Linked DNA regions of Homo sapiens: region 2 is linked to region 1. Evidence: chromatin contacts called from ENCODE Hi-C or POLR2A ChIA-PET data. All regions are on one chromosome and are shown on one strand. Each heading gives the region's core, a stretch centred on a gene start or an enhancer-like site at or near the end of the contact. The rest is flanking DNA. Distances are from core to core; before and after follow the strand shown.

Evidence for each region. Hi-C counts contacts between places; a loop is a spot of excess contacts on that map. ChIA-PET counts read pairs that join two places held with the same protein, here RNA polymerase II (POLR2A). Pooled maps may share reads with other maps.
Region 2: a loop to region 1 is called in a pooled map, with 4 times the contacts of the local background. The contact joins the enhancer-like site here to the promoter of TRIM56 in region 1. A Hi-C loop is called at or near these places in 5 of 50 pooled maps. POLR2A ChIA-PET finds 5 or more read pairs at or near these places in 4 of 52 experiments (A549, AG04449, Caco-2 and 1 more).

Annotation. Positions count from the first base shown.
Region 1 is chr7:101,084,044-101,086,889 of GRCh38, forward strand. TRIM56 (tripartite motif containing 56) reads left to right here and starts at 1,438. Exons shown (of 3, transcript NM_030961.3): 1 at 1,438-1,528. RefSeq lists enhancers at 1-295, 999-1,048.
Region 2 is chr7:100,836,050-100,838,895 of GRCh38, forward strand. SLC12A9-AS1 (SLC12A9 antisense RNA 1) reads right to left here. Exons shown (of 2, transcript NR_146550.1): 2 at 1,265-1,530. It also overlaps a transcript of SLC12A9 not described here. Among named protein-coding and RNA genes, the nearest start is that of EPHB4, 10 kb to the left of the region's middle. RefSeq lists enhancers at 1-147, 148-1,067, 1,068-1,987, 1,445-1,494, 1,505-1,584. Within about 2 kb of position 1,407, at least 32 of the 41 ENCODE cell types and tissues checked have a DNase peak (open chromatin) inside an H3K27ac peak, as active enhancers do.

The DNA of each region.
Region 1 (2,846 bases), core at 188-2,687:
GAGCTCTTACAGCTTCAGTTTCCTACTTAAATTCCGCCATGTGGATAAAAAGGTACAAACATGCATAGGTATGTCATGAATTAATTACGGTAAAATGATAATTGTAGAACAGAAGTGGTGGAGATATGGGTGTTCACCGCAATTCTTTCAACTTCTTTGTGCTTTGAATTTTTCATAAAATGAGGCTGTGCATGTTGGCTCACGCCTGTAATCCCAGCACTTTGGGAGGCCAAGGTGGGTGGATCACTTGAGGTCAGAAGTTCGAGACCAGCCTGGCCAACATAGTGAAACCCCATCTCTACTAAAAATACAAAAATTAGCTGGGCGTGGCAGTGAGTGCCCGTAATCCCAGCTACTTTGGAGGCTGAGGCAGGAGGATCGCTTGAACCCGGGAAGCGGAGGTTGCTGTGAGCTAAGATCACACCACTGCACTCCAGCCTGGGCGACAGAGCGAGGCTTTGTCTCAAAATAAAAATTATTTTTTCATGAAATGTTGAGGGAAATCTCCTGCAATGATTCTTTTGTCTTTTTTGATAAAATGCAGGCTTCTCTGCCAACACTCTCGTATCCTCTCCACACACATCATCCTAAATGGGGATGTACCCTTGCTGCTCCCAGTACCTGGAACAGGAACATTCTTCTCAGTGTTCTCCAGCCCTCTATGCCCTCTTACTGTTTTATTTTTTAGACAGGGTCTTGCTCTGTCATCCAGGCTGGAGTGCAGTGTCACCATCATGGCTCACTGCAGCCTCGACCTCCCAGGTTCAAGTGATTCTCCTGCCTCAGTCTCCTGAGTATCTGGGATTACAGGTATGCGCTACCATGCACGGCTAGCGAATTTTTTATGGAGACTGGGTCTCACCATATTGCCCAAGCTGGTCTTGAACTCCTGGGCTGAAGCAATCCTCCCGCCTTCTTTAAACTCATCTCATTGATGCCTTCTCCAGGAAGCCTGTGCTGTTCCCTCAGCAAGAGGCTTCTTACCTGATCCCCCACAGCCTCTCCTACAGCTCAGCAACGGTTTATGGAATGAAAGGCCTCTCTTGAAGCTTTGCAGGCACCTGCCTGCCTGAGGTGTTAGCAAATCTGCAGACCCGCCCTGAGGCCATGTGTCTAGTTACCCTGGTCTCTGAATCACAGATGAGCTCTCATTTCTTCCCACAAATAAACCCTGTGACCCTCCACCCTCTACTCAGAGAACCCGCCCTCAGGTAGTTCCCTGTTTGTGACATACACACACTTAGCCCTGAGGCTGGACTGACAGGCCGACCTGGCTGGTGGACTCCAGCCCAAGCCTGCCAGCTGCCTGCCGGGGTGGGGGCCTTGGCGGGAGAGGACGGGGCCGGGTGGGGAGGAAGGCGGGGCCTGAGGCTGTGCGAGGCGAGTCGGTGTGTCCCTGGCTGGGACGGAAGTTGCACCACAAGTACAATTAGTTTCAGTTTTGTTTCTTTTCCAGGCACCCAGCAACGGCGGCCTCCAGGCCTCAGGCCCCCTCACCATCCTAGAGGTCAAGATCAGCTCTGGCTAGGTAAGGGGTGGGGGGCGGCACAGCTATAGGAAGGACCGAGCGGAGGGAGTAGGGGGAGGGGAGTGGAGAGAGAGCGCGGGAGGAGGAGGAAGGGAAGGAAAGGGAGGGCGTGAAGAGGCACCCGGAAGGCAGGAGGAGAGGGCAGGAGGGAAACTGCACTCGCCTCCCTCCCGCTCCGTGGCCACAGGTCCCCGCAAGAAAGACCCCGTCCCACTCTCTGAGGTCTCCTCCCAGCTCCAGAAAAGGGGACATTCCACCTAGTCTGCCCAACAAGTAGGTCTCAGCCACTGTGCCAGGAGCTCGGGACTCCCTCCCTCCAGAGGTTTCTGGAATGCATTCAGCAGGAAAAGCTAAAAGAACAGGACTCCAGGAGATAAGCCAAGGCCAAGTCTATCAGAGGGTGAGCCAGCAGCGGGAAGGGGACCAGCCCTTCCCCTAGCGTTTTTTCTGCCCGCTCCAGAATCCGCTTTAGAAACTGTTAAATGCAGAAAGTGGGGCCTCCACCACCCGCGATGCTGCCCCAGGTCTAGCAGAAGACAGGTGTAAGGCCAGGCGGGTGCGGTGGCTCATGCCTGTAATCCTAATGCTTTGGGAAGGCCGAGACGGGAGGATAGCCTGAGGCCAGGAGTTGGAGACCAGCCTGGGCAACATAGCAAGACCCCATCTCTACAAAAAGTGATAATTTTTAAAAAATGGGCTGGCTGGGCCCCTGGGCATGGTGGCTCACGCCTATAATCCCAGCACTTTGGGAGACCGAGGAGGGCGGATCACCTGAGGTCAGGAGTTCAAGACCAGCCTGGCCAATAGGGCCAAACTCCATTTCTACTAAACATACAAAAATTAGCCGGGTGTGATGGTGCGCACCTGTAATCACAGCTACTCGGGAGGCTGAGGCAGGAGAATCACTTGAACCTGGCAGGTGGAGGTGGCAGTGAGCCAAGATCGCACCACTGCACTCCAGCCTGGGCAACAGAGTGAGACTCTGTCTCAAAAAAAAAAAAAAAAAAAAAAAAGGCTGGGCATGGTGGCACATGCCTGTACTCCCAACTACTCAAAAGACTTGAGTCTAGGAGTTTGAGGCTGCAGTGAACTACGATCACGCCACTGCACTCCAGCCTGGGTGACAGAGGGTGACCCTATTGCTAAAAACTAAAATAAAATAAAAAGAAGGCAGGTGTATGGGGCTTGGAGGATTAAAGCCCCCTAAGCTACTGCAAGATCCTACCCCAACTGGCAGGACCTAGGCATCTCTGCCCACTGGGATCCCCGTCTGTGTCCTTACTGCCTGCTCCTCGCACCCTGGCACCCTATACAGCAG
Region 2 (2,846 bases), core at 157-2,656, 250 kb before region 1:
CTCTTCCCCTGACAGCCTGGCAGGATATGAGGCCAAGCCCCCCCATGCCAGCAGCATCCCAGCACCCACTGGACTGCACTGTGGCCCTTCCCTGACTATTGTGTCCTGGCTGGGAATGGGAGCAGGGGCAGGCAGGAGGCTGGCTCTAGGAGGGAAAGTAAGAAGGACTATTTGTGGCTGGAGGCCAGGATACCGGGGTCTGGAAGGGACAAGAAGCTCTTGGGCTGGTTAGGGAAGCTTGGCACAGAAAGATGTGTGTGGGGAGGAGCAGGAAGCCAGGCCGGGTGGGGCCGGCACCGAGGGTAGCAGGTCGGGCCAGGGGAAGGTAGGCCGGGCCCCAGAGGAGATGACGCAGGGCCTCAGCCCTCTCCCAGGCCCCACTCTTCCAGCCTGGGGACCAGAGAGCTCACCTGAACCTCAGAAAACCCACCCCCCGCTCCATTCCCTAAGGCTGACATCACCCCATGCGCCACAGCCCAGCAACCTGTCTGGCCAGAGCCTTCCACATCCAGCTGCTGCCCAGATACCCTCCCTCCCCAGGATCCAGGGGTCTAGCCTCGCACTGCTGCCCTCCAGGAACCCTGGAATTTCATCCCTCCCCTCGGCTCACTCCTGGGCCGTTTTGCCCCATCAGCTGTTCTTGCAGGAAGGGCGCCCTGCTCAGCTCGCCTCTCTTCCCGAGAGTCTTTTGTTTGCTGGGTCTGCAGGAAATTGGAGGGGCGGTGCCCAAGGGCTCATCTGCCCCTGGGACCTGGGGGAGGGGGGCGCAGATTCACCAGACTTAATCCTGGGGAGTTTACAGCAGGAATGGGGTGGGGGAGGGTGGGGGTGAGGTGGGCGGATCTCCAGGAAATTAGCATTTAAGGCCTAATTCTGAGAGTGCCATTAGATCTCCTTGTCCCGAAGGGGCAGACGGGGCATGTGTGTGTTCCAGGATCTGGGATCCCTAGAATTGAGGGCTGGGGGAACACTCTGAGGTCACCTAATAGGTTGACAGGGGCGTTGACACCAAGGTAGAAAATCTCAGATACTGAATCCCACGATCTCCTCTATATCTATACACCATTTTTAAAAATAGAGATGGGGGCTCGCTATGTTGCCCAGGCTGGTCTCGAACACCTGGGCTCAAGAGATACTCTGGCCTTGGCCCCGCAAAGCGCTGGGATTACAGGCATGAGTCACTGGGCCCAGTCCCACAATCCCGTCTTTTACACGCCTGCGATCCTGCGGATGCCAAGAGGTGGGGAGGCAGGTCAGACCAAACCGTCTTTGAGAATTATTATTTTTTCCATTAAAAAATGGTGGAGAGGACGACCCGCCCGTAGCCACACAATTCGCGCCTTCCCAGGACGCAACCGCAGAAAAAGCGGCGGTGTGGACGCTCTGGCGGGCGGCGTCCTCTCGTTGGTTGCCCTCTCTCTGAAGCCATCATAGTCGCCGCCATCTTTCCTTCCCGGCCGTCAGTCACGTGGGCAGCACGCCCCAGGCCTCCGACTGCTGGCGTGCAGTGGGGCGGATTCCGGAGGATTCCTGCAGCCACAGTGAATGTTTGGTTATTCCAGGCGCAGGGCAGCAGCGAAGAAAACTGAAGCTCCTGTTTCGTGGAGCTTAACTTCCTTTCTTTTTTTGAGACAGGATCTCTCTCTGTTGCCTAGGCTGAGTGCATGGGCAAGGTCATACCTCATTGCAGCCTCGAACTCTTGACCTCAAGTGATCCTCCACACTTGGCCTCCCAAAGTGTTGGGATTATAAACCTGAGCCAATTTTATTTCATCTATTTATTTTTAAAACATTTATTTCAATTTTTTTTTTTTTTTTTTTTTTTTTTTGAGACAGAGTCTTGCTCTGTTGCCCAGGCTGGAGTGCAGTGGCGTGATCTTCGCTCACTGCAAGCTCAGCCTCCTGGGTTCACGCCATTCTCCTGCCTCAGCCTCCCAAGTAGCTGGGACTGCAGGCGCCCTCTACCATGCCTGGCTAATTTTTTTGTATTTTTAGTAGAGACAGGGTTTCACCATGTTAGCCAGGATGGTCTTGATCTCCTGACCTCGTGATCTGCCCGCCTCAGCCTCCCAAAGTGCTGGGATTACAGGCGTGAGCCACCGCACCCGGCTATTTCAAGTTGTAAAATTTTTTTGTGGAGACAGTCTTGCTATGTTGCCCAGGCTGGTCTCACACTCCTGGGCTCAAGTGATCCTCCTGCCTCCACCTTCCAAAGCATTGGGAGTATAGCACCCAGCCATGTGGTTCAATTTTAAATGGGATTCGCAGGGAAGATTTCACTAGGAAGATAATATTTGAGTCCAGAAGACCTAAAAGAGGTTCTGGAGTTGTCTGAGGAACAGCCCAGAGGCCCTAGTGGGGCACGCGCAGGAGGTGAGAAGAGAGATGTGGTGATGGAGAGGCCACATTACAGGCATGGGCCACCATGCCTAGCATTCTGAGACACTTCTGAGCAGAGGAGATACTATTATTTATTTATTTATTTTGAGACAGAGTCTCACTCTGTCACCAAGGCTGGTGTACAGTGACGCGATCTTGGCTCACTGCGACCTGGCCTCTGGGGCTCAAGCGATCTGCCCACTTCACCCTCCCCAGTACCTAGGATTACAGGTGTGTAGCACCACGCCGGCTAATTTTTTTGCATTTTTAGTAAAGGAGGAGACTACCTTTCATATTGTCTTATGCCTAATTTCTGCCTCTAAAGAAAGAAAAAGTAAAAACTAAAAGGCAGAAATAAAATCTACAAGCAGACAGCCCGGTGCCATAACTTAGGCCTAGTAGTTGAAGATCGACCTCTGACCTAATCAGCCATGTTATCTGTAAATTACAGACATTGTATAGAAAGG